2 separate regions of the Homo sapiens genome follow, and region 1 is linked to region 2. A link is an interaction called in ENCODE POLR2A ChIA-PET data of the cell type or tissue named here. Cell type or tissue: Panc1. All regions are shown on one strand. Links, peaks and the distances in the headings refer to the core of each region. The heading gives the core; the rest is flanking DNA.

What was found. Peaks named below come from ENCODE experiments on the same cell type or tissue, not always from the same donor. Only the 100,000 strongest peaks of a DNase experiment are listed, where the experiment ranks them.
Region 1: POLR2A ChIA-PET joins it to region 2 with 5 read pairs; 2 of 35 experiments call an interaction of 5 or more read pairs at or near these places.

The regions. Positions count from the first base shown.
Region 1 is chr19:13,444,480-13,460,418 of GRCh38, forward strand. CACNA1A (calcium voltage-gated channel subunit alpha1 A) reads right to left here. Exons shown (of 47, transcript NM_001127222.2): 2 at 10,628-10,733; 3 at 8,397-8,536. Among named protein-coding and RNA genes, the nearest start is that of CACNA1A, 54 kb to the right of the region's middle. In Panc1, for the core only: no CTCF peak of the experiment used is centred there; no DNase peak of the experiment used is centred there.
Region 2 is chr19:13,612,802-13,628,740 of GRCh38, forward strand. No RefSeq gene overlaps it. Among named protein-coding and RNA genes, the nearest start is that of CACNA1A, 110 kb to the left of the region's middle. RefSeq lists an enhancer at 8,593-9,314. In Panc1, for the core only: no CTCF peak of the experiment used is centred there; a DNase peak (open chromatin) is centred at 8,830.

The sequences.
Region 1 (15,939 bases), core at 6,427-10,426, 170 kb before region 2:
GAGAGGTGTATGGTCAAGACACTGACCCCTCTGAGACTTGGTTTCCTCAACTATATAATAAAAAGCGAGGAACTGGGATTATTCTCTGAGGATCCCTTTCTTATTCTCTGGAAAGAGGCCATAGGCTAGTCAGGGGGCAAGAGGAAGGAAGAGAGAGCTGGGCTCTAGTGGCAGAACCTGAGGGGTGATATTAAACATTTATACCACTTCCATTGCCCAAAAAGCCAGGGTTCCTGGCTCCATGACTTGAAGACACCTTCTTATTCTAGATCTCTTGCCACCATCTCTGTGTGACTTTGGACAAACCACTTGTTTGTGAGTAAAACAGAAGGGCTGGACCTGCCAGAATCCATGGAGCCTTAAAATCCAATGATGCGGCCCGGTGCGGTGGCTCACGCTTGTAATCTCAGCACTTTGGGAGACAGAGGTGGGCGGACCACCTGAGGGCAGGACTTGGAGACTAGCCTGACCAACATGGAGAAACCTCGTCTCTACTAAACATACAAAAAAATTACCCGGGCTTGGTGGTACATGCCTGTAATCCCAGCTACTCAGAAGGCTGAGGCAGGAGAATCACTTGAACCTGGGAGGCGGAGGTTGCAGTGAGCCGAGATCATGCCATTGCACTCTAGCCTGGGCAACAAGAGAAAAACTCCGTCTCAAAAAAAAAAAAAAAAATTCAATGATGCTTCAAGACCAAAAAACAACATCTTTCCCTGATGGTTCCTGTGTAGTTGTGTCTTTTCCTTGCCTCTGATCTTCAACAAAATGGCCCAAAGCCTGAGACAGTTTATAGACCCTTCTAAAAAGGAACCTTCCGTTTCATAGAGTCATAAAATGTCAGAGCTGGCAAAGACCCAGAGCTTCTCTGTCTTATATCTCATCTGATGTTCAGGGCATCTGCCATAGACTTCTGGACTATCTGACTATTTCTATCAGTGTGTTGGTCCCATCTTCTAAACAGCTTAGTAAATTTCCCAGGACACTCATTATCAGAAGTGTTACCCTTTTCCGGCTTAACAACCATTTATTTTACTGAGCATTTATTATGTGAAAGGGACAGTGCTAACCCTGTGAATAAAAAAGAAAAAAAATTGTGCTCACCCCTCTCTGGTGAGGTTCACAGTCTCTTTTCTTAACATGCACGATTTGTGTTATTTGATCTCTTCAATATTTATATATATTTGAGAATGACAGTAAAAGAACTGTCATCTCAGACATACAGCCAAGCTTCTGAAATCTTCCTCTTACACATTTTCAGTTTCATGATCAGAACACAAATACAATAAAAACATGCCTTACAAGGGTTTGACAACATTATAAAGTTAGGATTTCTCTGAGGCTCTGAGTTACAAAGAACAAACAGATGTCCGGGGTAAGATCTTTTCCACCAAACTTCACCCAAGAAGAAGGTAAACACCGTGGTGGTCCACACAAAATGAATCACGTTTTAACGCTGTGGTTTGCTTCAGGAATCTGAGAGGGCAACAGGTTAATCAGAAAGTACTCATTAGGCCGGGCACGGTGGCTCATGCCTGTAATCCCAGCACTTTGGGAGGCCGAGGTGGGCAGATCACCTGAGGTCCGGAGTTCGAGACCAGTCTGGCTGATAGTGTGAAACCCCGTCTCTACTAAAAATACAAAAATTAGCCAGGCACAGCAGTGCATGCCTGTAGTCCCAGCTACTCAGGAGGCTGAGGCAGGAGAACTGCTGGAACCCAGGAGGTGGAGGCTACAGTGAGCCAAAATCCCACCACTGCACTCTGTCCCGAAAAAAAAAAAAAAAAAAAGGAAAGAAAGTACTCATTAAAGTCATCACTGTCTCAATGTCAAATTAATATATTTGAGTCCCCTCCTCTCTGAAACATAGAATTAAGTGTCTACTGTGTTTCTCTACCATTGACATTGGCAGAAGGCTAGGTCTGCATGATGTGTGTGTGTGTGCGCGCGTGTTTTTTCTTTCTTTTTTTTTTTTTTTTTGAGACAGAGTCTCACTCTGTCATCCAGGATGGAGTGCAGTGGCACAATCTCAGCTCACTGCAACCTCTGCCTCCTGGATTCAAGTGATTCTGCTGCCTCAGCCTCCCAAATAACTGGGATTACCAGTGCACACCACACCACCATGCCAGGCTTTTTTTTTTTTTTTTTTGTATTTTTAGTACAGATGGGGTTTCACCACGTTGGCCAGGCTGGTCTGGAACTCCTGACTTCAAGCGATCTGCCCGCCTCTGCCTCCCAAAGTGCTGGGATTACAGGTATGAGCCACAGAGCCCAGCTGGGATTTTTTTTTTTTTTAAGACAAAATCTCACTTTGTTGCCCAGGCTGGCCTTAAACCCTTGGGCTCAGGGAATCCTCCCACCTCAGCTTCCAGTAGCTGGAATTCCAGGTGCTTGCCCGCTGCACCCAGCTCATGCAGAATGTTTTACTTTCCCCTCCCTGTTCCTAGCTTACAACCCAACAGGACACTAAACAGCACCTTGGAATTTGGAGTAATAAAATTTGAGCAATGTGCCTCATTTGAAGGAGATAGAACCACCAGACAAAAAGGATAACTGACTACCAGAGAAATAAGAGCAAGAAAAGCAAGTGAAAGAAATGCATGGAGAATTCAACAAGAAAGGAGAAGGGGATGTGAAAGGAACCCAATCTAGAATAGAAGGTCTTCATGATAGGATCAGGATTCCCTGAGAATCTAATAAAAACTACAGACCAGAAAAAAAAATATACATATACACAATTTTCTTCTTGCATAAAATTTCAGTGGGTTCATTCATCCCAACGATGAGCTCTCACCCTTAGGACCTATCTGTTCTAGATGAAGTATTTCTCCTCTAGAGGAATGAGTCTAGAATCTCTTCCATCAGATGACAGGAAACTAGAAGAAAGGCCACCTTGTTGTAAGCAGGGAGATACAAACACAAGTGACAAACTGACCTACTGAATGACTGCCTTCAGTTTAATGATCACTTATTGGGACCCACTAGGTGTCTGTATTAGTCAAGGTTCTTCAGAGGGACAAAACTAACAGGATAGATGTATATATGAAAGGGAGTTTATAAGGAGAATTGACTCACACAATCACAAGGTAAAGTCCCACGATAGCCCATCTGAAGGATGAAGAGCAAGGAAGCCAGTGGTGGATCCGTCAGAGTCCTCAAACCTCAAAAGTAGGGAAGCTGACAGTGCAGCCTTCAGTCTGTGGCCAAAGGCCTGAGAGCTCCTGGCTAACCATTGGTGTAAGTCCATGAGTCCAAAAGCTGAAGAACTTGGAATCTGATTTTAGAGGGCAGGAAGCATTCAGCACAGGACAAAGATGAAGGCCAGAAGACTCAGCAAGTCTACTCTTTCCAACTTCTTCTGCCTGCTTTTATTCTGGCCACACTGGCAGCTGATTAGATGGTGCCCACACAGATTGGGGGTGAGTCTGCCTCTCCTAGTTCACCGGCTCAAATGTTAATCTCCTTTGGCAACACCCTCACAGACACACCCAGGAACAAGACTTTGCATCCTTCAAGCTGATCAAGTTGATGCTCAATATTAACCATCACACTGCTCAATAATATATGAGCTTCCCTAAGTGTTCCCATAACCGTGTTATTATGAAAAAAAAAAAAAAACAGGGCTGCAAAAGCCCATCAATGATAGACTGGATAAAGAAAATGTGGTACATATACACCATGGAATACTATGCAGCCAAGAAAAAGAACAAGATCATGTCCTTTGCAGGAACACGGACGGAGCTGGAGGCCATTATCCTTAGCAAACTAATGCAGAAACAGAAAACCAAATACTGCGTGTTCTAAGTGGGGGCTAAATGATGATAACACATGGACATACAGAGGTGAACAACACGCACTGGGGCCTTTTGGAGGGTGGAGGGCGGGAGGAGGAAGATGATCAAGAAAAATAACTAATGGGTACTAGGCTTAATACGTGGGTGATGAAATAACCTGTACAACAAACCCCCAAGACACAAGTTTACCCATGTAATAGATCTGCACTTGTACCCCTAAACTTAAAATAAAAGTAAAACAAAAAAAACCACACAGGGATTTTTAAGGCTCCTTCCTGCCAGCAAGGTCAAGCCAGCCTCAGCCAGCAGAAGCCAGCCCCCAGGGAGCATGAATTGGCACAACCACTTTGCAGAGCAATTTGGCAATACCTAGTGGGGCTGAGGATGCACACAGTATACAACTCAGCAGTTCCACTCCTGGGTACGTGCCCTAGAGAAACTCACTTGGGAGAAAGCAGGGACACTTTGGGTCAAAATAGCCCAAAGCTGGAAACAATCCAAATAGATAAATACACGGCAGCATACTCCTACCACAGAATACTATGCAGTCATGAAAATGGATGCATGGAAACTATTTTTATTAATCAGATTTATCTCATGTTGAACACAAAAGTCAGGTTAGAGAAATGTGAAGTTTGAAAAACAGTACCACATATCTCTTTTTTTCTTTCTCTTTTCTTTTTTTTATTTTTTATTTTATTTTATTTTTTTGAGACAAGGTCTTACTTTGTTGCCCAGCCTGGAGTGCAGTGGTGCAATCACGGATCACTGCAGCCTCGACCTCCTGGGCTCACGTGATCCTCCCACCTCAGCCTCCTGAGTAGCTGGGACTACAGGCGTGCGTCATCATGCCTGGCTAATTTTTTGCATTTTTTTTATAGATGGGGTTTCACCATGTTGCCCAGGCTGGTCTTAAACTCCTGGACTCAAGCAGTCTTCCTGCCCTGGCCTCTCAAAGTGCTAGGCTTACAAGTGTGAGCCATCACACCTGGCCTTTATTAAAAAAACAAAAAAACAAAAAACAACAACAACAACAAAAAACATTTTTTAGGGACAGGGTCTTGCTCTGTTGCCCAAGCTGGAGTGCAGTCATAGCTCACTACAGCGTCGACCTTATGGGCTTAAGTGATCCTCCCGCCTTGGCCTCCTGAGTAGCTGGGACCACAGGAGCACACCACCATGCCCAGCTGAATATTTTATTACATTTTATTTCATTTTGTAGAGACAGGGTTTCACTACATTGGCCAGGCTGGTCTCAAACTTCTGGCCTAAAGTAATCCTTCCATCTTTGCCTCCAAAATTGCTAGGATTACAGGTGTGAGCCACCATTCCCAGCCCACATATTTCTTATCTATGCATGTAGTCAAAGTGTAAACTATTCTCACTCTGATGCTATTTAAAAAATATTTTGAAGTGTAAAAATAGGTAGCATATATTTCTTATATACTTAGGCAGCCAAAGTGTGAATACATAAATGCAAATAATAAACATAAAATTCAGGAAAGTGCCCCTGGATGGGGGAGAGAAAGGAATGGGTCTAGGGAGGGAGAAAACAGGGATTAGAAAGGTTAGAAAGGTTTTGTTTTGCTGGGCACAGTGGCTTACGCCTGTAATCCCAGCACTTTGGGAGGCCATGCCAGGTGGATCACTTGAGGTCAGGAGTTCAAGACCAGCCTGGCCAACATGGCGTAAACCCGTCTCTACTAAAAATACAAAAATTAGCTAGATGTTGTGGTACACGCCTGTAATCCAAGCTACTTGGGAGGCTGAGGCAGGAGAATCACTTGAAACTGGGAGGCAGAGGCTGCAGTGAGCTGAGATTGTACCACTGCACTCCAGCCTGGGTGACAGAGGGAGACTCTTGTCAAAAAAAAAAAAAAAAAAAAAAAGAGAAAGGTTGTGTTTTGATAGCAGGTTACTCCATTACTTCTCTATCCCCAATTCTCCCCATTCTTCTGGTCACCTTCTCTAGCCATGTGGGTCTTCTTACTGTTGATCAAACATGTCAGATACAGTCCAGCCTCAGAGCCTTTGCACTGGCTGTTCCCTTTGCCTGACACTCTGTTCCAGCTCTCCTCATGGCTCACTCACTCACCTCCCTTAGGTTTTCATTCAGATGTCACATGCCCAGTGAAGTCTTCCCTGGCTTCCAGCACCCCTCACCCCTGCCTGCCACACATCCCATCCCTCCCCTGCTTTATTTTTCCTCTGTACCCCTCACCGCCATCTGACACACTAGATTCATTCATCAATTGTGTCCATCTCCATCAGTAGACTCTCAGCTCCATGAGGACAGGGGATTTTTCTATTTTGTTTACTGCTGTGTCCCAGAGCCTAGAACAGGACCTGGCACACAGAAGTGTTCAATAAATAGTCATTGAATAAATGAATGTATACACAGGTGTTTGCTCTATTATTCTCTACTTAGTTTTGCATGGGATCTTGCTAGGTTACCCAAGCTGGTCTCAAACTAGTTAGGCTCAAGCAATCCTCTCTCTCCAGCCTCCTGAGTAATTGGGGTTACAGGCATGTGCCACTGTACCCAGCTTTATACACTTTTAATTTTTATTTTGTGGAGATGTGGTCTTGCTATGTTGCTCAGGCTCGTCTCAAACTCCTGGGCCCAAGCAATCCTCCCACCTTGGCCTCCCAATGTGCTGGGATACAGGCATGAGCCACCCTGCCCAGCTTTACATTTTTTAAACAATAAAAAAGTTAGCCACTAGGCTGTTTCTAGATGAGTTTCCTAGTAGACTAAGAGAAAAGTGCCCAGTACCATAATATGCCCTTGGAACCCACCAAGGTCCCAAGCCACCGAACTGTGAGCACAGCCAACAAAGATCCCTCTGTGAACACCCAAGCCCATGAGAGCTAGCCCAGAGTCCTTACAACAGACTGCTGACATCTGAAGGCCTCTACAGAAACAGCCCAATAGGCCACAGCTCCTTCTGTGAGAGGCAACATTGCTCTGAAACAAATCTGCATTGTGAGAGCCCGGCCAGCACAGTGTGGGTGCTGCAACCCATCACATCCGCCAAGAGAGACAGAACCTGGAGCAGCAACAAAACATGGAAAGCTATGATCCTGTAAATGATTACTATGAAAAAGGTGTCCAGTGAAGAAGGGTCTTAGAATAGAAGAGCCCAGACTTAGCTGAGAGGAGAGTAGAGAGTGGGAAGAGGAGGAACCAGCCATTGGTACCAGATACTAATGTCCCTACTGGAATCTAATAAAAGTTTTTAAGGTCCCTGACAGACTAGTAGGTCATTCTCCAAATCCATTTCCCTTTTCTTCTAAGCACAATCTGATACTTCCCAGCTTCCCTTGCAGTGATGTGTGGTCATGTGACCGAGTTCTAGCCAATAGGATATGAATGGAACAGGTATGGGTCACACCCCTTCCAAACTCATAAACCTTTCCAAGTATCACCTTCTATGCTCACTTCTCCTTCCTGGTTTGATACAGACAAGCATGGAGTTATTGGATGATGTGGGCTGACAATGAAGAGCCACAATATGGCAAGGGTCAGGGTCCGTCAGTCATTGGAGGAGATGAGCCTGTCAACTAGGAACAATTATTTTGGACTTTTTTTTTTCGAGATGGGGTCTTGCTCTGTTGCCCAGGCTGGAGCACGGTTGGATGATCATAGCTCACTGTGCCCTCCAACTCCTGAGCTCAAGCAATTCTCCCAGGCATGTACCACCATGCCTGGTTAATTTTTATTTTATTTTATGTTTTACAGATGGGGGGGTGGTCTCACTGTGTTGCCCAAGCTGGTCTTGAACTCCTGAGCTCAAGTGATCCTCCCACCTCAGCCTCCCAAAGTGCTGAGATTACAGGCATGCACCACCACACCCAGCTCAATTTTGAATTTTCTATGAGTGACAAATAAACTTCTGCCGTGTTTAAGTCATTTCCTAGCTTTGGATCTTTTGTTATACCAGCAAGTGCTACCTCATACAGGGTGCTTAGAGGAAAGCATATACACATTTCAACCACAGTTCATCATATATGGATCTGAAAACTCCTTGAAGACAGTAACTGTACCTTATTTAGCTTGCTTTTCTCCTTTGTCATAATCACAATCCCTTGCACCCAGACATTCTCAAAAAACATTCACCAAGTTGAAATAAAAGCAAGATATCCTCAAGCAAATCAAGAGACCCATGCACGTACAACACTTAAAACCTTGAGTTCTGGAATGCATAATCTTCTGTTCATCTCCCAGTTCCATCACTTACTTGCTGGGTGGCCTTAAGCAAGTTACACTCTGAGTTTCTGATTCCTCAGTGGTCAGATGGGAATATTAATATTTCCTAATTCAGTGGGTTGTTGCAAGGATTAAATTAGAGAATGGGCATAAAGCACTCTGGAAGCAGCCAACAATAATGAGCTATTATTTTAATTGTAACAGAAAGCATCTGCTGTAATATACAGCTGAGACATGGAGGTGGGGTGTTGGCAGAAAGGAGGCAGGCGCATAACAAGGGGAGGGAGAACACAAGGGCTCAGCCTTCCTGAGCCTGGCCCGGACCACACCAACCAAAAGCCTCGTAATCCTTCAGCTAGTTAAATCCAAAGCGTATAGCACGCGCCACTTACCCCGTTAGCACCACCACAAAGTCCATGACATTCCAGCCATTCCTCAAGTAGGAGCCTTTGTGGAAGGCAAACCCAAGGGCAATGATTTTAATTCCAGCCTCGAAACAAAAAATTCCAATGAAGTATGGTTCTGTGTCATCCTGGAAGGGAGAGAAGGCAAGGTCAGCGTCTTGGGCTGGGCAGATGTTGACAAGATCAGGGAACCAGCCCACCTAGAAATCAGTACCTATCACCCTCTCACTTCCCCTGACCCTCCTGCACTCACCACCCCTCACTGCCTCTTGCAGAGTTCTCTTGTCCAAAGCCTTTTGCGAGCAAAGCCAATGCCTAGAGAAGGCACCTTCCTCCTTCATTCCTTTTGGGCCAACCTCACATATCACTCAGCTAAACAGAATTATTTGTTTGCACCTGTCTTATTCAATACGACAGTCACAGGCCACATGTGGCTATTTCAATTAAAATTAATTTAAATGCAATAAAATAAAAAACACAGTTCTGCAGTCACACTGGCTACATTTCAAGTGACAATCCTATTGGACAGGGCAGATGGAGATCATTTCTGTGACTGCAGAAAGTTCTAATGGAAAGCATTGGTTTAGAGAATTTACTTGTCACATGCAGCGTTCAAGGTATTTGAGGCTAGAGCTTGTGCATTGACCTCACTCCTAAATCTGACCCCTTAGGATGGTTCTCAGCTGGCATGTAGATTGTTAAAGGTTTGGAATAGGACTTCTGTACTGGCTGATAAGTGGCCAGTATCCTCACCTCCAGTTCCTCTGCAGAACCTCCGGCTGGTTCTGGCTTCCAGCTGCTAATCTATCATATTTGAAATTAAGCTACAAGCTCTTCTCCATCAGAGCCCCAATGTGAATGTTTTCCCATCTGTTACAGCAACGTTTCTCGAGCTACAATCATTTTCACTCTGCCTGAATGATTTTTTTTTTCCACATTAGCTTGCCACTGGTACTTCTACTTGCTTACCAGTCTTTCAATGGACGCTTTTTATTTAGCTTTATTTTAAGTGAAAATGCAAAGATCTAGAAATCATAGGTTTGCTAGGCTAGTTATAGTTTTTAGAAGACTGTGACATTGTGAAATGTATGTTTGGTCTTTGACACTGTTTCCTGGTGTACAGCTCCTAAAACCCTTGGGATCTCCAAAGGGATGTCTTTTTGCAGGCTAAGGATTGACTGATGGCTGGCAGCTTCTAGGTAGCTTCAGGATGGGGGTTGGTCACCGGGAAAACCAAGGCATGATTAGAGGTTTGGATTTAAATCATTGACCGTTGGTGATCAACTTGATTTTCAGCCCCTCTGCCCTCCCAGAGGTTGGGGGGTGGGGCTGAAAGTCGCAACCCTCGAATCATGCCTTGGTCTTTCTGGTGACCAGTCCCCCTCCTGAAGCTACCTAGAAGCTGCCAGCCACACCCTTCTCCTATATCTCACCCTTTGCATCTCTTCATCTGTATCCTTTGTAATATTCTTGTTTCTTTTTTTTCGCCTCCCCCCCACCAAGATGGAGTTTCACTCCTGTTGCCCAGACTGGAGTGCAATGGTGCGATCTTGGCTTACTGCAACCTCTGCCTCCCGGGTTCAAGCGATTCTCCTGCCTCAGCCTCCCAAGTAGCTGGGATTACAGGTGTGCACCACCATATCCAGCTAATTTTGTATTTTTTTAGTAGAGACGGGCTTTCACCATGTTGGTCAGGATGGTCTCGAACTCTTGACCTCAAGTGATCTACCTGCCTTGGCCTCCCAAACTGCTGGGATTACAGGCATGAGCTACAGTGTCTGGCCAAGACATAATTATTAACATTAACAATGTTCATTTGAGTATACTGCCTGAAATTATGTCAGATGCCAAAGTGGGCAGTTTGAGACCAGCCTAAGCAACCTAGTGAGATCCCCATCTCTACAAAAAAAGATAAAAATAAGAAAATTAACTGGGCATGGTGGCACCTGTAGTCCCTGCTACTCAGGAGGCTGCAGTGGGAGGATGGCTTGAGCCCAGGAGGTGGAGGCTGCAGTGAGCTATGACTGAACCACTGCACTCCAGCCTGGGTGACAGAGCGAGACTCTGGTTCAAGAAAAAATGAAAAGGAAATTTAGGCTTCCCATGATCTGGCTCTGGGCTCCAGGACTGAGAGCCTCCTCTGTGCCCTGCTCCACTCCCCCAAAAATTAATGTCCTGCTAAAGCCAAGGAGAAGACCCTGAGAAAAGACATCACTCACCAGCCGTTCAGACATCGGGGTCTTGTCATCATCAGGCAGATGCTGCTCCAGTGCGAGGACGATGCAATTCGCTATGATGGTGGCTAAAATCATATATTCAAAGGGAGTATTGGGGAATTAAGGAAAAATCTTGTTCAAAGAAAAGAAGGGTGTTGGAGGTGCACCCACCCCCACTGACCCCAGTGGAAAGATCTCAAGCCCTCTAGATCCTTCCAACTCATCAGCACAGGTGGAATTATTCGTTCTCCTGTCTGGAGTAGATCCCTGCAGATCTCAAACCCAGATCAGGTGACTTCTAAAGGGAAATGTGGATATTCACCTTCTATCTCACCCACAATATTCACTGAACACATATTCATTCAGTACCTGCTGTGTGCCAGACTCTGTTCTGGGCTAGGGACACAGTTGAGAGCAAAGCAGACAAGAGGAGAAGCTTCCTCCTGCTTCCCAGAGGAGAAGCAAATAAATGAGATGACTACATCATGTATACTATGCTATACAGTACACTGCATATACCATGTTATACAGTACATCATATATGCTATGTTATGTAGTAAGATGGTGAAGACTATAGACAGTGGAAGGGGTCAGGGCTGCAATTTCAAATATGGTGGCAGGGCCAGCATGATGGCAGGCACCTGTGGTCCCAGGTACTTGGGAGGCTGAGGCGAGAGAATTGCTTGAGCCGAGGAGGTAGAGGCTGCAGTGTACAATGACTATACCACTGCACTCCAGCCTGGGTGACAGAAGGAGGCCCTGTCTCAAAAAAAAAAAAAAAAAAAGAGATAAATTAAAAATAGATAGAGGCTGCGGTGGGTGGATCACTTGCGGTCAGGACTTTGAGACCAGCCTGGCCAACATGGTGAAACCCTGTCTCTACTAAAAATACAAAAATTAGCCAGGCGTGGTGGTACACACCTGTAGTCCCAGCTACTTGGGAGGCCGGGGCAGGAGAATCGCTTGAACCTGGGAGGTGGAGGTTGCAGTGAGCCGAGATCATGCCACTGCACTCTAGCCTGGGCAACAGAGCAAGACTCCATCTCAAAAATAAATAAAATAATAAATAAATAAGTAAATAAATAAATAAAACATTATGATCAGATTTGACACCTAATGCATGATCCACAGAAGAAAAAACAGATATGCTGGGCTTTATCAAAATTTAAACCTTTTGTGCATCAAAGGACGTTATCAAGAAAGTTAAAAGGCAAGTAACAGAATAGGAGAAGCTATTTGCAAATCATGTATCTGATAAGGGTCTAGTACTATATAAAGAACATTTACGGCCAGGTGTGGTGGCTCACGCCTGTAATCCCAGAACTTTGGGAGGCCAAGGCGGGTGGATCATGAGGTCAGGAGATCGAGACCATCCTGGCTAACACGGTGAAACCCTATCTCTACTAAAAAAATACAAAAAATTAGCCGGGCGTGGTAGCGGGCATCTGTAGTCCCAGCTACTCGGGAGGCTGAGGCAGGAGAATGGCGTGAACCTGGGAGGCGGAGCTTGCAGTGAGCCAAGATCGTGCCACTGCACTCCAGCCTGGGCGACAGAGCGAGACTCTGTCTCAAAAAAATAAAAAATAAAGAGAGAACATTTACAACACAACAACAAAAAGATAATCCAATTGAAAAATGGACAGGAGGCTGGAATAGACATTTCTCCAAAGAAGACAGTCAAATGGCCAATATGTACATGAGGGTATTAGTGATCAGGGAAGTGCAAATCAAACCCCAACGGGATACTGCTTCACATCCACTAGGATAGCTATTAAAAACAAACAAACAAACAGAAAACAAGTGTTGGTGAAGATGTGAAGAAATTGAAACCCTCATGCTGGTGGGAATATAAAATGGTGTAGCTGGCCAGATGCGGTGGCTCATGCCTGTAATCCCAGCACTTTGGGAGGCCGAGGTAGGAGGATTACTTGAGCACAGGAGTCCGAGACCAGCCTAGGCAACAAACTGAGACTCTATCTCTACAAAAAATATGAAAAATTAGCCGGGCATAGTGGCGCAGGCCTGTAGTGCCAGCTACTTGGGAGGCTGAGGAGAGAGGATTGCTTGAGCCCCAGGAGGTTGAGGCTGCAGTGAACCATGACTGCACCACTGCACTCCAGCCTGGGCAATGGGAGTGAGACCCTGTCTCAAAACAACAACAACAAAAACAACAACAACAAAAAAACACCAGTGCAACTGCCATAGAAAACCATTCCTTGGTTCCTCAAAAAGTTAATCACAGAGTTACCATGTGACACACAGTAACTCCACTCCAAGGTATAAACACAAAAGGATCGTAAGACAGGTATTCCAACGAACACTCATACACAAATATTCACAGCAGCACTATTCACAACAGCCAAAAGATGGAAACAACCTAAATTTCACCAGTGGGTGAATGGATAAACAAAATGTGGTCTACTCATAGAATGGAATAGTATTCAGCCATAAAAAGGAATGAAGTAGGCCGGGTGCAGTGGCTCACGCCTGTAATCCCAGCACTTTGGAAGGCCGAGGCAGGCAGATCACCTGAGGTTGGGAGTTCAAGACCAGCATGACCAACATGGAGAAACCCCATCTCTACTAAAAAAAGTACAAAATTAGCTGGGTGTGGTGGCGCATGCCTGTAATCCCAGCTACTCAGGAGGCTGAGGCAGGAGGATTGCTTGAACCCGGGAGGCGGAGGTTGCAGTGAGCCAAGATTGTGCCATTGCACTCCAGCCTGGGCAACAAAAGCAAAACTCCGTTTCAAAAAAAAAAAAAAAAAAGGAATGAAGTACTGATACATGATAGAACAGGAATGAACCTTGAAAACATTATGCCAAGCGAAAGAAGCAGACATAAAATACCCCATATTGTATGATTCCATGTATATGAAATATCCCGAACAGGCAAATCCAGAGACAGACAGCAGATTTGTTGTTCCTGGGGAATGGCAAGGGAAATGGGAGTGGCTGCTTAATGTTTTAGAACTAGATGAAGGTGACAGTTACACAACATTGTGAGTGTACTAAACGCCTCTCCCCTCCCCTCTCCTTTCTTTTCTTATTTATTTTTACTTTTATTTTTTTAAAGAAACACAATTTTGCTCTGTCACCCAGGCTGGAGTGCAGTGGCATGATCATAGCTCACCGCAGCCTTGAATTCCTAGGCTCAAACGATCCTCCTGCCTCAGCCTCCTGAGTAGCTGGGACTACAGGTGCACAACACCATGTGTGCCTAATTTTTTTTTTGTAAGAGACAGAGTCTTACTTTGTTGCCCAGGGTGGTCTTGAACTCCTGGGCGACCTTTCTTCCTCAGCCTCCCAAAGTGCGGGGATTACAGGCATGAGCCACTGTGCCCAGCCCTAAATGTCACTTTAAAATGGTTAATTGTGTTATATTAATTTTACCTCAATAAAAAAAAAATTACAGTGATCAGGGCAGACCTCTGAGAATCTGTTCTTCCAAGACCCGAGGCAGGGGAGGGGTCGTCCAGTAAGTATCTCTAGATGCCCCATTTGCATTCTCTCCAGTTTGCATAGGTAAACTCCTCCCTGCATCCTGGGAACTGTCATTTGGGTTTAGGAGGCCTCCCTCCCTAGTGTCCCACCAGAGGATCTGCAGGGCAGGTGGGGAGGGTCTATCTTGTTCATTTCATATTAGCTCCTAACCTGCTGATCAGCTGGTAAATGGGAATGTCCGCTGTCTCCCTGCCACACCCCTCAGAAGTGTCCCACGCCAACAGGCTCTGCATATGGATCTGGCAATCTCTGAGGAGGTGTAAGCGCTGGAGAAGCGGCTGCTTGAGTGAAAAAGCCATAGGGTGTTGGTTACTCCGGAGCAGGATTTCCCAACCTCAGCACTAGGTTTAGGGGTGGATCATTCTCCTTGGTGGGGCTGTCTGGGCACTGCAGCATGTTCAACAGTATCCCTGGCCTGTGTGTGCTAGATGCCAGTAGCAGCCCCTCCTGTCCAGTGATGACAACCTCAAGTGGTCTCTAAACATTGCTGAGTGTCCCCTGGGGGCACTGAAATCCCGCATTCTGTAGAGAGATCAATTAGTATGTCTTGGGGAACTTGACCATGCTAAACCTCTCCCCTCCTCGTAGCTCTAACCTTTGGAAAATTAATTGGTTTCAGTCTCCTCTTCTGCCCTGGAGTTAGGTTTGGCATTTTGGAAGCACCATAAAACCATCCCTTCCAGGCCGGAGGGAGAGTGGAACCTGCTTTCCAGGTGGGAAAACGGAGTCTGAAATAGAAACCCCCTCAGTAAAAGTCTCGGAAAGCCAGGAAAACCAGGCTTCCTTTTGTCACCAGCTTCAGCCTTTGCCTCCAGCTGAAAGCACACTCTGAAAAGCAAAATCCGAGACTCAGGGCAATTTGGGGAGCCAACAAAAGCCGGCCTTGCCGACGATCATCTCTGATTGGCTTTCTGCCTCTGAGCTGACAGGCATTAGGAGCCCAGAGAACAAAGCTGGGCTGTGTTGCACAAATACTCCACTCTGCCTCACCCTGCAGCCTGGAAAATAAGAGACAATATTTGTACACAGAGCAGCAACGCCAAGCCCTTCCCTGGTCTCCTCTCGCTATGATTTGAAGCTGACTTCGCTTTCTCTCCCTGCCAACTCAGCCTCCTTACACGCGCTTCTGCCATCCCACTCCTCCGGTTCCCTGGTCTCCTGCCCCTCAATGGCAGGGATGTGACTTCCTTTGGACCGGCTCTGGCACTGAAGGTTCCAGGAAGAGTCCCAGAAGTCCACCATGCAGCATGCAGCACTTTTATGGGCTGCAATATCAGGGTTTCAACTGGCCAGTGTTGCCTGGATTTCAGACCCAGGGCTCTCTGGGTATGGCAATAAAACCTTAGCACGTAGGCAAAAATAAAGAGGTTCTACTCTCCCACCTTGCTTCATTTTCTTACTTCTTATCAAACACAGATACTCACACTGCTTTTCCAACATCATCCCCCCTCCCTCTGCTCACCCGCACCCCCGCAAGTGTCCACAGACATGCCCCAGATGGACATCTGCAACAATGACCTCAGACCCTTGCTACTCAAAGTGTGGTCCCAGAACCAGCACCGGTTAGGAATGCAGCCTTAGACCTTGCATCCACCTGCTGAGTCAGAACCTGCATTTAAAAAGATCGCCAGGGGATTTGTGTGCACCGGGAAGTTTAGGAAGTGCTAAGTGCCTCTATTTCAGGGATAGGAGGAGGAGCTCAGGTAATTGCGGTTTTGAGTCATCCAGAAAGAGGTGGGGGTTCCTGTTTCTCCTCCAAGCTTTCTCCTCCACGTTCTGACCCCAGGGGGAGAACTGAACAGCCCTGGGTAC
Region 2 (15,939 bases), core at 7,099-11,098:
AGAGGTGGAATTGCTCTGTCAAAGAGTGTAAGACTGGGCGAGGTGGCTCACACCTGTAATCCCAGCACTTCGTGGGGTTTGCCTTCGAGTGGAATATACGCAGGTGTGGAGTCCTGGTTGAGAGCACAGAAGTGTTCCTTTAAAAGCAGCTTAAACACTTTGGGAGGCCGAGGCAGGCAGATCACTTGGGACCAGGATTTCAAGACCAGCCTGGCCAACATGGTGAAACTCTGTCTCTACTAAAAATACAAAATACAAAAATTAGCCAGGTGTGGTGGCGGGCACCTATAATCCCAGCTACCCGAGAGGCCGAAGCACAAGAATCGCTTGAGCCTGGGAGGCAGAGTTTACAGTGAGTCGAGATTGTGCCCCTGCATTGCAGCCTGGGCAACAGAATAAGACTGTCTTAAAAAAATTTTTTTAATAAATATATTTTTAAAAAGCAGCTTAAAAACAACATCTATGTTTGAAATCACATCTCCTCCCCTCCTCTCTCTTGTTCTCTCTCTCTCTCGCTCTCTCTCTGGCCTTGATCCTCTTTCTTTCACTTGTCATTTGATCCTGTCTTTCTCTGTGTGCTAAGAGCTCCATCAATAAAACACCTTAATCCAGCCCTGGACAAAACTAGGGTTGCTAAGACCCAGGGGCATGATCTTCCCTCCCAAGTTCTAGGCTAGAGAGTGTGAAATTCAGCAGACCGTGGATTCTAACAGCTACTAAGGAGGCGCTGGGATGAAGATCATCTAAATGTCATTTGTAATCGACCTTCAGATGCATTTGTCACCTTCCGGATGATGTTTTATTTGGCTGATAGTAAAAGCGGTTTCCAGGCCCTGAACAAACACTCTCCATGGTAGGCAGCCAGGTGTGGAGCAACTGCTAAGGATCTTCCTAGAATTGAAAACTCAGAACCAGGGAACAACCCAAATGTGCGTCGATGGCAGGATGGATAAACAAAGAGATGTGGCACGGTGGCTCACGTCTGCAATCCCAGCACGTTGGGAGACCGAGGTGGGTGGATCACCTGAGGTCAGGCGTTCGAGACCAGCCTAGCCAACATGGTGAAACTCCATCTCTACTAAAAATACAAAAATTAGCTGGGCATGGTTGTGCATGCCTGTAACCCCAGCTACTCGGGAGGCTGAGGCAGGAGAATGACTTGAACCTGGGAGGCGGAGGTTGCAGTGAGCCAAGATCGCACCATTGCTCTCCAGCCTGGGGGACAAGAGCGAGACTTCATCTCAAAAAAAAAAAAAAAAAAAAAAAAAAAAAAAAAAAAAAAAGATGTGGGTGGTGCACACGCACAATGAGAAGTTATTCAGGCTTAGAGAGGGAGGAAATTCTGGCCGGGCGTGGTGGTTCATGCCTGTGATCCCAGCATGTTGGGAGACCAAGGCGGACAGATCACTTGAGGTCAGGAGTTCGAGACCAGCCTGGCCAACGTGGTGAAACCCCGTCTCTACTAAAAATACAAAAATTAGTCAGGCGTGGTGGCGCGTAGCCTGTAATCTCAGCTACTCAGGAGGCTGAGCCAGGAGAATTGCTTGAACCCAGCAGGCAGAGGTTGCAGTGAGCTGAGATCATGCCATTGCATGCCAGCCTGGGTGACGGAGTGAGACTCTGTCTCAAAAAAAAAAATTAATAAATGAATACAGGTATCAATACGTGGATATAGGCACCAATAAGTGGGTATAAGCACCAATAAGTGAATAGAGGCATGAATCAATAGATGTAGGCATGGCCAGGCGTGGTAGCTTATACCTGTAATCCCAGCACTTTAGGAGGCTGAGGGAGGCAGATTGCCTGAGCTCAGGAGTTTGAGACCAGCTCAGGCAATATGGTGGAACCCCATCTCTACTAAAAATGCAAACAAAAAAAGTTAGCCAAGCATGGTGGCACACACCTGTAGTGCCAGCTACTTGGGAGACTGAGGCAGGAGAATCACTTGAACCCAGGAGGTGGAGGCTGCAGTGAGCAGGGATCAAACCACTGCACACAGCGAGACTGTGTCTCAAAAACAAAAAAAGATGTAGACCCCAATAAGTAGATATAGACACCAATAAGTGGATATAGGCACCAATAAATGGACATAGGCACCAATAAGTAGATATAAACACCAATAAGTAGGCATAAGCATCAATAAGTAGCTACAGACACCAATAAGTGGATATAGGCATCAGTAAATAGATACAGGCATCAATAAGTAGATATAGGCACATTAAGTGAATATAGGCACCAACGAGTGGTTATAGACATCAATAAGTAGCTGCAGACACCAATAAGAGGATATAAACATCAATAAATGGATATAGGCACCAATACATGGATATAGGAACCAATAAGTAGACATAGGTACCAATAAGTAGATATAGGCCTCAATAAATAAACATAGGCACCAGTAACTAGATATAGGCATGAATAAGTGGATACAGGCCTCAATAAGTAGGCATAAGCGTCAATAAGTAGGCATAAGTGTCAATAAGTAGCCACAGGCACCTATAAGTAGATATAGGCATCAATAAGTGGATATAGGCATCAATAAGTAGATATAGGCAACAATAAGTGGATATAGGCATCAATAAGTGGATATAGGCATCAATAAGTGAATATAGACATCAATAAGTAGATATAGGCATCAATAAGTGGATATAGGCACCAATAAGTAGATATAGCCCTCAATAAATAGACATAGGCACCAGTAACTAGATATAGGCAGGAATAAGTGGATATAGGGCTCAATAAGTAGGCATAAGCATCAATAAGTAGCCGCAGGTGCCAATAAGTAGATATAGGCATCAATAAGTAGATGTAGGCATCAGTAACTGAATATAGGCACCAATAGGTGGGTATAGGTATCAATAAGTAGCTACAGGCCCAATAAGAGGATATAGACATCAATAAATGGATATAGGCACCAATAAGTGGATATAGGCATCAACAGGTAGATATAGGCATCAATAAATGGATATAGGCACCAACAAGTAGAGATAGCATCAATAGTTAGATATGGGCATATACAAGGGTGTTTATGCTCCTTCTGGCCACAACCAGAAGCTTCCCCATCTCGGGCAGGGTGGACCCCCTCCCCCCTATCTTTGCATAGACAAGCAACCAGCAAGATGAAAGAAAAAGTAAAGCTGGGGCCAAGAAGAGCTCTCATCACTTGGGGCAAAACTCCAGAACTGCCCCACATACGTGAGAACAAAGCTAAATAAAACGCCAGGCCAGATGGCCAAGGTTGAACGCAAGCTGAGACCAGCAAGCCAGCATAGCCCCAAGTGTGGCTGCAAGTGTTCATCCCCTGGTGAGAATAAACCATGTCACAGCTGGTCTCGTGTTCCACCCACTTTTTTCTTCACCAGCTGGACGGTGTGATCATGGTGCGGTGAGATAAACACGCACCCTCCCACAGAGATGAACAGATCACCCGGGATTGCTGGATGGTTGGGCAGCCCCAGGACACTGAGTGAGGCTGCAGGACGGGGGAAGGAGGGGAGGAGACCCCCAGGGGTACAGGCTGTTGGGCTGAATCTCAGGCTAAATTCTTCCTCCCAACTTCACTTCGTGGCTCTGTTATCCTCCCCATCACTCATGCATCCATTCATCATTCATTCATTCATCCAGCAATATTTATTGAGCACCTACTGTATTCCAGGCACTGTTCTCAACACTGAGGACTAAGACATGAATAACACAGACAAAAGTCCCTCCTGGAGCTGGCGTTCTAATAAAGGAGATGAACAAGAAACAGGAAAAGCTCCTGAAATAGACAGAATGTCAGATAGAGAAAAGAAAACGGTAGAGGAGGAGGGGGAAGGGGAAGCTGACTGTCATTTAGGTAAAGTGGCCAGAATGGCCTCACTGAGAAAGAAATATTTGAGTAAAGACCTGAAGGGAGATGAGGATGAGGGAGGATGCATGAGGGTGTCTGTGGGAAGAGCATTCCAAGGCAGAGGAAAAGGCCCTTGCAAAGGCGCTATGGCTGGCCGTGTGGCTGATGTGTTCAAGGAACGGCACAGAGGCCAGTGTGGCTGGAGCAGAGTGAGTGAGGGGGCCAGAAGGTGAGGGCAGGGAGGTAACGGGGCCAGGAGGTAAGGGCAGGGAGATAAGGGGAACAGATGGTACAGGGTCTTGTGGGCCATAGGGAGAACTTTGGCTTTTGCTCTGCATGAGGTGGGAGCTATGAAAGGATCTAAGGAGATGAGGGATGTGGCCTGACTCAGGTATTCATGGGAGCCCTCTGGAGGTCACATTTGCAAGAAACCCCAAATGCAGTGGAATCAATCACCCCAGACATTGTGGGGTTCCTTCCTTCTCTCTTTCCTTCACTTCCACATTCTACTCATCATCAGAGCTGATGACTCCGCCTTGTCCTTCCCCTCCCACTTGCCGTAGGCCACATTCATTCCTCTCTGAATCTCGTCTCCTCCAAGTCATCATAAACAATCAGTTCATCCATTAGCCAGTCCCCTAAAGACTCCCCACAGCCAGCTGAATAAAGTGTGAGTCCTGGCCAGGCGCGGTGGCTCATGCCTGTAATCCCAGCACTTTGGGAGGCCAAGGCAGGTGGATCATTTGAGGTCAAGAGTTCGAGACCAGCCTGACCAACATGGTGAAACCCCATCTCTACTAAAAATACAAAATTAGCTGGGTGTGGTGGCAGACACCTGTAATCCCAGCTACTTGGGAGGCTGAGGCAGGAGAATCACTTGAACCCGGGAGGCGGAGGTTGCAGTGAGCTGAGATTGCACTACTGCACTCCAGCCTGGGCAACAAGAGTGAAACTCCATCTCAAAAAACAAAAACAAACAAACAAAAAAAGCCAACAACAACAACAAAAAAAAGCAATCAGTTCATCCATTAGCCAATCCCGTAGAGACTCTTTCCACAACCAGCTGAATAAAGTGTGAGTCCTTTCGCCAGCCCCATATATGTGCCACGATGTAGCCCCAGAATTCCTTCCATCCTCACTTCTCACTACATGAAGCTGATGCTCTGAGACAATCCTGACCACACCTCTGACTTTCACCACCCTGAATACCTTTCCCTCTCCTCATCCCCAAGGTCCAGCTCAAAATACATTTCTGCTTCACAAGCCTCTTCTAGAAAATCCTACCAGTGCCCACACCTCCTGTCTGCCCATGGCTCCCTGCCCCTAGCACCTGCCGCTCCCGACCTGGGGCTCCTCTGGCCGCAGGAGTGAAGCCCATCTGCAGGGGACAGGTCACAGGTGCTACCCCTGGAATATTCCTCAACCAATGGCTGCTGCCAGGAGTTGGTAGAGAAATATCCCCATCTTTGCAACCAGACTGCTTGGGCTTGGATTCAGGATCAGCTGCCTCCTGCTATGTGACCTTGGGTAAATCGCTCCACCTCTCTGGGCCAGTTTCCTCATCTGTAAAATGGGGATAATAAAAACACATCCTTCACAGTGTCATTGTGAGGATGAAATAACTTAATTCTATGCAGCATGCCCAGGACAGTGTCCCACACATGGTAAGCCCCAATATGAGTGTTTGCTACTGTTATTACTGTGTTTACAATGATAGTTTCATTCTCTGTTGAATCCTCAAAGCCTAGCACAGTGCCTGGCCAACAGGAAGAACTCAATAAATAATTGCTGAAAGGCAGATTGCCAGGTGCGGTGGCTCACCTCTGTAATCCCAGCAATTTGGGAGGCTGAAGCCAGAGGATTGCTTGAGGCCAGGAGTTTAAGACCAGCCTGGGCGACATAGGGAGACCCCCTATCTCAACAACAACAACAAAATAATAAATTAGCCAGGTGCAGTGGTACACACCTGTAGTCCCAGCTACGAGGGAGACCGAAGTAGAAGGTTCACTTGAGCCCTGGAGGTTGAGGCTGCAGTGAGCTATGATCAAGCCATTGCATTCCAGCCTGGGTGACAGAGCCAGACAAAGAAAGACAGAGACAGAGAGAGAGAGAGAGAGAGAGAGAGAAGGAAGGAGGGAAGAAGAAAGAAAGATGGAAGAAAGAGAGAGAAGGAGGAGGGAAGGATGAAAGAAAGAAATAAAAAGAAAGGAAAGAAGGAAGGAAGGAAGGAAAGGAGGGAGGGAGGAAGGAGAAGGGAGGGAGGGAAGGAAGGGAGGGAGGGAGGGAGGGACGGAAGGAAGGAAGGAAGGAAGGAAGGAAGGAAGGAAAGAAGGAAGGAAGGAAGGTAGGAAGGTAGGAAGGAAAGGAGGGAGGGAGGAAGGAGAAGGGAGGGAGGAAGGAGAAGGGAGGGAGGGAGGGAAGGGAGGGAGGGAAGGAAGGGAGGGAGGGAGGGACGGAAGAAAGGAAGGAAGGAAGGAAGGAAGGAAGGAAGGAAGGGAAGGAAGGGAAGGAAGGGAAGGAAGGAAGGAAGAAGGTGGATCAATTATTCCTCTTGTCCAAGCAAGGCAAAACCAGTGGCATCAGGTCAATACTGAAACTGAACCAAATACCTGGACACTTAGCACCATGTGTCATCCCCTGTCCACCTTCTCTCTCTCTCTCTCTCTCTCTCTCTCTGTCTCTCTCACAAACTTGCTTGACTTCATCAGCATTGGAGAACTAAAAGGAAACAGTACAGAGTACCAGGAAAAAAATAAAACTCCTCCCACAGGGACTGTATTTCTCTAATGTTTCTCCCACAAACTAAACCATGCATCTGTTCTCTTAAGTCATTCTTGGGCAGGAGTGGGTGGGTAATGTTGCTTTTATTCTATCTCCTTGAATTTTTTTCCTGATTAGGTATTCTTGACTCCTCAATATTGAGCAACTGGTAGGTGTTTCACCATGTCCCTCATTTATCCTGCCTCTTTGGCCAGACAGTGTCTGTGTGTGTCATCAACATATTAACATGTTAAAGCAATAATTCATTATGGAGGTCATTTTCTGGCTTTTTTTTTTTTTAGATACAGGGTCTTGCTCTGTTGCCCAGGCTGGGGTGCAGTGACACAATCAGAACTCCCTGCAACCTCTAACTCCTGGGCTCAAGCGATCCTCCCACCTCAGCCTCCCGAGAGCTGGGACCACAGACATTGGCCACCATGCCTGGCTAATTTTAAAATTTTTTATAGAAACGAGATCTTGCTCTGTTGCCCAGGCTAGTTTTAAACTCCCAAACTCAAGCAATCCTCCCACCTTGGCCTCCCAAAGCTCTGGGATTACAGGCGTGAGCCACCGTGCCCAGCCCTCAGTGGTCATTTTGAATTCTGATATGCTTTGTTTGTTCAACAAATATTTATTAACTACCAACTGTGTACCACTGTGATCCAATTATCATTCATCTTGGGATCTTAAGACTCTAGAGAAATCACCTAAAAACTGCCTCCCGGCCAGGCACCATAACTCACGCCTATAATCCCAATACTTTGGGAGGCCAAGGCAGGCGGATCACCTGAGGTCAGGAGTCCGAGACCAGCCTGGCCAACATGATGAAACCCTGTCTCTACCAAAAATATAAAAAATGAGCTGGGTGTGGTGGCATGCACCTGTACTCAGCTACTCAGGAGGCTGAGGCAGGAGAATCACTTGAATTCAGGAGGTGGAGGTTGCAGTGAGCCGAGTTCACGCCACTGTACTCCAGCCTGGGCAACAGAGCGAGACTCCGTCTCAAAAACAAAACAAAACCTGCCTCCCCTTGGGGGGTCAAAAGAAAATGTAGTGTTGGTTTTGCTGGAGAGAAAAATAACTGTACACCAAAAGTTGTAGTCCCTTTGGGGAAAAAAAGTGAGTAGCCCTTGAGTTGAGTCCTGAAAAAAGATGTTTGAAGATGGTGTCTGCCTACCATCTTCAAGATTTTGGTGTTGGTAGCTAAGAATTAATGTATGAGTTAGTAGGGTCCATACTAACTAGTAGGGTTCTGTTACTCATGTCTGACCAGGACGATTTCATGGAGGGTAAGACAAGTGGTACAGGAAGAAGAAAGAAATGTGAACTAAAAAAGAAATCAGAGACCGGGCATGGTGGCTCACGCCTGTAATCCCAGTACTTTGGGAGGCTGAGGCGGGTGGATTGCTTGAGCCCAGGAGTTCAAGACCAGCCTGGGCAACACGGCAAAACCTCATCTCTACAAAAATACATAAAAAATTAGCTGAGTGTGGTGGCGCACGCCTGTGGTACCAGCTACTCGAGAGGCTGATGTGGGAGGATCACCTGAGCCCTGGAGGTTGAGGTTATAGTGAGCCGAGATCGGGCTACTGCACTCCAGCCTGGGCGTTGAGTGAGACCCTGTCTCAATCAATCAGTCAATCAATCAAATAGTTAAAATGGTATGCTCTATGTGTTTTTTTACCATAATTTAAAAAGAAATTGGCTGGGTGTGTTAGCTCACACCTGTAATCCAAGCACTTTGGGAGGCCGAGGTGGGTGGATCACCCGAGGTCAGGAGTTCAAGACCAGCCTGGCCAAGATGGTGAAACCCCGTCTCTGCTAAAAATACAAAAATTAGCCAGGCATGGTGGCGGGTGCCTGTAATCCCAGCTACTTGGAAAGTTGAGGCAGAAGAATGGCTTGAACCTAGGAGACGGAGGTTGCAGTAAGTCAAGATTGCACCACTGCACTCCGGCCTAGGTGACAGAATAAGACTCTGTCTCAAAAATAAATAAATAAAAAATAAAAATAAATCAAACACATGCTCTGGAGAGTAATTTGAAAGTAGCCAACATTTAGTGAGCACGTACTAGGTGCCTGCCACTGGGTATCACCTGTGGCTGGGCTTCTCAGCAATGCTAAGACACAGACGCCATCGTCATCCTTGCAGTCAGCAGGGGGCACTGAGGCACAGAGGGCTGAGTGGCTCCCCTGGGTCACACGCCAATGAGTATGTGGCCTCCAGGGCTTCTCAGATGCTGACTGGCTCATGACTCACCCAGCCTCAAGTTCAAATGCAGATTCTAACTCAGCAGGGCTGAGTGGAGCCTGGGACTGGCCAAGACCTGCACTTTGAGGGGAGGATTTCTTCCCCGGAGGCTAAGTCAGTCCTCCCTCGTCCACTGGACAAACTTGGCCTATAAGGGGGTGGAAAATGCTTACCCAGAGCGTTCGTCTGTCTGTCACTGTGGAGACAGCTAGGGTTGAAGGATCCTGGAATAGAAGCTCCCTCATTTGCCCTGGGCCCAGAGGGCCCTCTGGTCCTATGCCCTAACATTTTAAATAATAATAATAATAAATGAAACCCTCTGCCAGAGCTTTTGATGTCCACGAGTTTTACAGGTCATTTGCTCAGTAATTTCACTCAGTGTCAAATCCACCCTCTCCCTCCTGACCCCTGTAATGATCTTCTGTTTTCTTTTTGGGGAGGCTGCATTGAATTGAACCCATCTTATGTGGAGGGAAAGTGGCATTTGCACCGAGTGACTTTTTTTTTTTTTTTTGAGACGGAGTCTCGCTCTGTCGCCCCAGCTGGAGTGTGATGGCATGATCTCGGCTCACTGCCACCTCCGCCTCCCGGGTTCAAGCAATTCTCCTGCCTCAGTCTCCTGAGTAACTGGGACTACATGCGCCTGCCACCACGCCCGGCAAATGTTTTGCATTTTTAGTAGAGATGGGGTTTCACCATGTTAGCCAGGATGGTCTCGGTCTCCTGACCTCAAGTGATCCGTCCACCTCGGCCTCCCAAACTGCTGGGATTACAGGCATGAGTCACTGCGCCCGGCCACCGAGTGACATCTTGATACATCTCCTGAGATCTCTGTGTCTTGGAGGAAAATGGAGTATCCACACAGGGATAAACTCAGCCTCTTAGACTTCTGTAGTTGGGGAGACTTCCTGCAGCCTGGTATTGGGGTGTTGAGGATGGACTAGGGGTCACATGGGTAAGGGGAGGTCTGTGTCAGCTGTAAGCACCTGAGATCCCTGCAAGCAACTGAAGGCTATCCCTGAAAGAGCAGGTGCAGGACACGGCAAGGCTGCCCTAGAGTCACTGTCTCTGAACAGGACAGGAGCCCTGAGCCAGGGATACCTAGAGAATATTCCTCCACAGCACCTAGGGCTTTGAGGAGAAGGAGGAGAGAGAGAAGCTTCCCTCTTGTTGGTTCAGCCTCTGGGAAGGTGCTCTGACCTCCTGTTGACATTCTAAATTGGCTCCTTCTCCTGGGTCAGTCTCTCAGGAGCCTCTAAGGAAGGAGCCTGGAGCAATCAACATGATCCCCATGCCCTGCCGTCCCCAGCAGCGTCTGTTGTACGAAGCTGTTAGCTTCAAAGGAAGGAGAGGGGAGAAGAGGAATTCTGCTGCCAGTTTTTCCCACTTATTGAGAAACAAAAGCCACCCAGACAACTCGGTTCAAAATTAAAGAAAAAAGGCGGAAGGGGCAAGGGGGGAATGGCTTAGAGGGGGTGTCCAGCTCTTTCTCTGCTTTTCCTTCAAGTGGGGCAAGAGAGGGAAGAATATTAAATATTAAAAGGAAGAAGTGGTTTCCTAAGACGATGTAATTATTCCCAACAGCCTAAACTCCATCTGCCATTTATCTCTCTTTTCCCAACACATTCACGCCGCGTCGATCACAGCAAACAAGGCCCAGGCACACAGGCGTCGGGAACTTTTGTTCGGGGTCCCCAAAGCCATGGGCAATTGGGGGGTGGGGAGCGGTGAGGGGATATTTCATAATTCTAAATGTTGTCACTTGTTCAAAGCAGCACGAGACTTAAAATGTGGACTTGAATGAGGGGGGGTGGGGAAGATATAAAAAAGTAGAATTTGACTTAGGTCAGAAATTCTCATTCTTGGGAAAACGTCACATGTTCAGGGCAGATGGCAAAGACATCGGTTGCTGGGAGGGGGGTTGCCAAGGGCAATTGAATGAAAATGGATTTTTAAGAAAGAAACAGGAATACGCTGGAAATGAAGAGTCTGCCCCCCTTCTTCCCAGCAAGAGAAACTGTTCAGAAAAGGGAAGAGGTTCTTAAGGCAGAAGCAAGTGAAATCTGGAAATAAGCTGCCCGCCCGCAAAGAAAAACTCTTCATAGAGGGAGCAGGGGAAGATCTTTGTATTTCTACCTTTGCAGATGGAGGTAATTTGCAGCAAGGAAAGAAAGATTAAACTCCCTGCAGGACTTTGCCTCCAGCGTCCCCCGCTCTCAGAAGCCCCACTCACCTGTATCGCATCAGCGCTGGGGCTCAGGCGACGCGGCTAGTGGTCAGCACTGCGAGTCCTCCAGGGGTCCCGAGGGTCCCATCTCGTCAGCACCCAGGGGTCCGAGCTATCTGAAGTCCATGCATCCATGGCCCACCCAGTGGAAAGAAGAAGGGTGGCCCAGAGACAGGAGGGAGAAAAGTGGGTGCCAAGAAGAGCAGTTTTCTGAGCAGAGGGCTCCCCACAAAAGCAGACACTGAACGGGGTTGCTGTATCAGCTGCCAAGGGAAAAAAAAAAAGAGGAGGAGGAGGTTTCCCTGATGCTGGGAGGAGGGAAAGGAGGACCGATCGTTCTCAGCTGCTGATCATCTTTAGCTAAGTGCTACACGGGGACCCAGCCTGGGGAGATCAATCCAGGCAAGGCAGAAGCTGAGAACAAGCCAGGCCACTGCTCCTCAGGGGGAAAAATAATTCACGATTTCTTGCTCTCTTCTCTATGCCCCTTAACACCGCACTGGGACCTCCCAGCACAGGGCAAAACTGTTGTCTCAAAAAGGAGACTTTTTCCCCCCGTTCGGGCTTCCCTTAAAGAGCAGAGGAACGGTGGTAAGAAGAGTATTCTCTCTCTTCCACTGGTTCCTGTCGGGGGTCCGGGGAGGGGGCGTGTAGAATAGGCATCAGGCAGCAGGGATATGGAATCGTGTTATAATTTAACCATCTCCACTCCGCCACATTGCAACCTAAATTATTTATGCTCTTAGAAAAATGATAATTAGAGGACAGCTGCTAGCCTCCTCTCTGAGTCTGTCGTGTTCATTCTGGAAACAGCTTCCCAGTACCCTGATCTCCTCCCTTAGGCAGAGGGGTTGTATTATTAAAGAAGAAAGGCAGGAAAAGGAAAGTTGAGTCCTTTCATGCAAAACACCAATCCATTACAACTTGGTAAGTTTGTTTGCAATCTGTGTAGACTTATGCTCTCAAAACTAGGGTAATCCCATGTCTCTTTTCAAAGGGGCCTCCTGTTAAAGATAGGGGTTTTGTTTTTCCTATAAGAAGCATCAAGAGGCCGGTGCGGTGGCTCATGCCCGTAATCCCAACACTTTGGGAGGCCAAGGCGGGTGGATCACCTGAGGTCAGGAGTTTGAGACCAGCTTGGCCAACATGGCAAAACCCTGTCTCTACTAAAAATACAAAAATTAGCCAGGTGCCTGTAATCCCAGCTACTCAGGAGGCTGAGGCAGGAGAATCGCTTGAACCTGGGAGGCGGAGGCTGCAGTTAGCTGAGATTGTGCCATTGCACTCCAACCTGGGCAACAAGAGAGAAACTCTGTCTCATTTAAAAAAAAAAAAAAAAAAAGAAGAAGCAGCAGCAGCATCAAGGGCACAGAGAATCTCCGTATTTTTCCCAAGGCTGAGCCAAAATGGGGAGAATCTACCTCATTAAGAACAAAGCAGCATTTAGACAGGTGGGGAAAATCGAACCTGACTGGGTGTCAGGGGATTTTAAAGAATTCATGTGAGTTTTGTAAGGACTGTTGGTGGTATTTGGTTATGGTGTTCTTTAAAAGTGTTTGTCTGTTAGAGATGCATATGGAAGTATTTATGGATAAGGTGATATGATACCTGGATTTGCTTTTTTAAAAACTCCAGGAAACAGCACCACATAAATAAAATATGGCATAGCTATGCAATGGAATATTATTCAGCCATGAAACGGAATGAAGCACTGATCCGTGCTGCAACGTGGATGAACCCCAAAAACATGATGTTGAGTGAAAGAAGGCAGACACAAAAGACCACATGGTGTAGGATTCCATTTATGCAAATTGTCCAGAGTAGGCAGATCCATAGAGATGGAAATCAGGTGAGTGATTGGCAGGGGCAGGTGGAGAGGGAATGTGGAGTGATTGCTGTCAGGGATGGGGTTTCCTTTCGGGGTCATGAAAATGTTCTGGAACTAGATAAAGGTGATGGTTTTCACAACATCGTGAATGTGCTATGGAATTGCATTTTATTTTATTATTTATTTATTTACTTATTTATTTATTTTTGAGACAGAGTCTTGCTCTGTCGCCCAGGCTGGAGTGCAGTGGGGCAATCTTAGCTCAATGCAACCTCCGCCTCCTGGGTTCAAGCAATTCTCCTGCCTCAGCCTCCCGAGTAGCTGGGATTACAGGCGCCCTCCCCCATGCCCGGCTAATTTTTGTATTTTTAGTAGAGACGAGGTTTCACCATGTTGGCCAGGCTGGTCTCAAGCTCCTGACCTCAAGTAATTGCCTGCCTCGGCCTCCCAAAATACTGGGATTACAAGAGTGAGCCACCGCACCTGGCCAGAATAGCATTTTAAAATAGTTAAGTTTATGTTATGTGAATTTCACCTCTACTTAAAAAAAAAATCCCACCAGAAAAGAAGGGAAAAGATACACCCGAAGAGCAGAAAACTGCTAATTGGCCACGCACGAGGGTGGCTCATGCCTGTAATCCCAGCACTTTGGGAGGCTGAGGCAAGAGAATCGCTTGAGCCCAGGAGTTAGAGACTAGCCTTGGCAACATGGCAAAAACCTGTCTCTACAAAAAAATACAAAAATGCGTGCCTGAGTTCCCAGCTACCTGAGAGGTTGAGGTGGGAGAATCACCTGAGCCTGGGAAGTTGAGGCTGCGGTGAGCTATGATCATGCCATTGCACTCCAGCCTGGGCGACAGAGCAAGACCTTGTGGAAGGGAAGGGAAAGGAAGGGGAAAGGGAAGGGGGAAGGGAAAGGGGAAGGGGAAGGGAAGGGGGAAAGAATGGGAAGGGAAGGGAGGGGAGAGGAGGGGAGGGAAGGGGGGAGGGGAGGGGAGGGAAGGGAAGGGAACAAGAAAATAATATTTGCTTCTAAAACTGTTATGGTTTGGCTGTTTGTCCCCGGTAAAATTCATGTTGAAATTGAATCCCCAATATGGCAGTACTGGGAGGTGGGAAGCGGGGAGGGAGGGGAGGGGAGGGGAAGGGAGGGAATTGCTAATTGGAGAAGCTGGGTGATAGGGCCTTGGGGATTTGCTGTATTTTTTTCATTGTATTCTCTCTACTTCTCTACTTTGTGTATATTTGAAATTTTGTTTCTGTTTTTGAGACAAGATCTCATTCTGATGCCCAGGATGGAGTGCAGTGGTACAATCATGGCTCACTGCAGCCCAAACCTCCTGGGCTCAAGCAATCCTCCCGCCTCAGCCTTCTGAGTGGCTGGTACTATAGGCTCACGACACCATGTCCAGCTAATTTTTTTGATTTTTTGTAGAGATGGGGTCTCGCTATATTGCCCAGGCTAGTAATTTTCTATATTTGTTTTGTTTCCTTTTCTTTTCTTTTTTGTTTTTATTTTATTTTATTTTATTGAAATTTTCTATTTTAAAGAGACGTCTGGGAAGTGTGGATTAAGAAGAATGCAGCCCATGTCAGTGGGTTTAGACCAACAGACAATTTTGGCTGGACACAGTGGCTCACGGCTGTAATCCCAGCACTTTGAGAGGCCGAGGTGGGTGGATCACCTGAGGTCAGGAGTTTGAGACCAGCCTGACCAACATGGTGAAACCCGGTCTCTACTAAATACAAAAAACTAGCCGGGCATGGTGGTGCATGCCTGTAATCCCAGCTACTTGGGAAGCTGAAGCAAGAGAATCACTTGAACCCAGGAAGCAGAGGTTGCAGTGAGCCAAGATTGCACCACTGCGCTCCAGCCTGGGCAAGAAGAGCGAAACTCCATCTCAAAAAAAAAAAAAAAAAAAAAAAAACCAGATTGGGGGATTTCTATGTGGGTGAGTCCAGCCCGTAGTTCAGCAGCTGGGGAGCCACTAGGATGGGAAGCAACTCAAAGCAAAGCTGGTGGGATTTTCCCCAGGCCAGGAGGCCTCCAGGTCCGTCACCTACACTGGAGTGTAGAGAAGAAGCCAGCCCTGGGGTCCCTCGGCCTGGAGAACAAAAGGACTCAATCCACCCTGCCAGCCTGGGACCCTGCCCAAGCTTCATCTCCACATCAGTAAAACCAGGCTAATCCTTCATACCTGGTGGGGATTTTGTGAGCATTAAATGAGATCGTGTTAAAAAGGAACAACAAGAAAATAATATTTGCTTCTAAAACTGTTATGGTTTGGCTGTTTGTCCCTGCTAAAATTCATGTTGAAATTGAATCCCCAGTATGGCAGTACTGGGAGGTGGGACCTTTACAAGGTGACTGGGTCATGACAGCCCTCATGAATGGACTGATTCATTTATGGATTAATGAATTAATGGGCTAATGGATTAAGGGGTTGTTATGGAAGTGGGACTGGTGGCCTTATGAAAAGAGAAAGATGAGCCGGGGGCAGTGACTCATGCTTGTAATCCCAGCACTTTTGAAAGCCAAGGCAGGAGGATTGCTTGAGGACAGAAGTTTGAGACCAGCCTGGGCAACATAGTGAGACCCCTGTCTCTATTTTTAAAAGGAGAGGAGAGGGGAGGGGAGAAGAGGGGAGGGGAGAGGAGGAGAGGGAAGGGGAAAAGGAAGAGAGACCTGAAGCTTGAGACCAGCCTGGGCAACATAGTGAGACCCCTGTGTCTATTTTAAAAAGAAAGAGAGGAAAGGAGAGGAGAGGAGAGGAGAAGAGGAAGAGAAACCTGAGCTTGCACACTCAGCTCCTCACCATGCCATCCCCTGCACCGACTTGGGACTCTGCAGAATCCCCACCAACAAGGAGCTCCTCCTCAGATTTGGCCTCTTGACCTTGAACTTCTCAGCCTCCGTAACTGGAAGAAATTAACTCCTTTTCTTTATAAATTACCCAGTTTCAGGTATACTTTTTTTTTAAATGAGACAGAGTCTTGCTCTGTCACCCAAGCTGGAGTGCAGTGGCGCGATCATGGCTCAC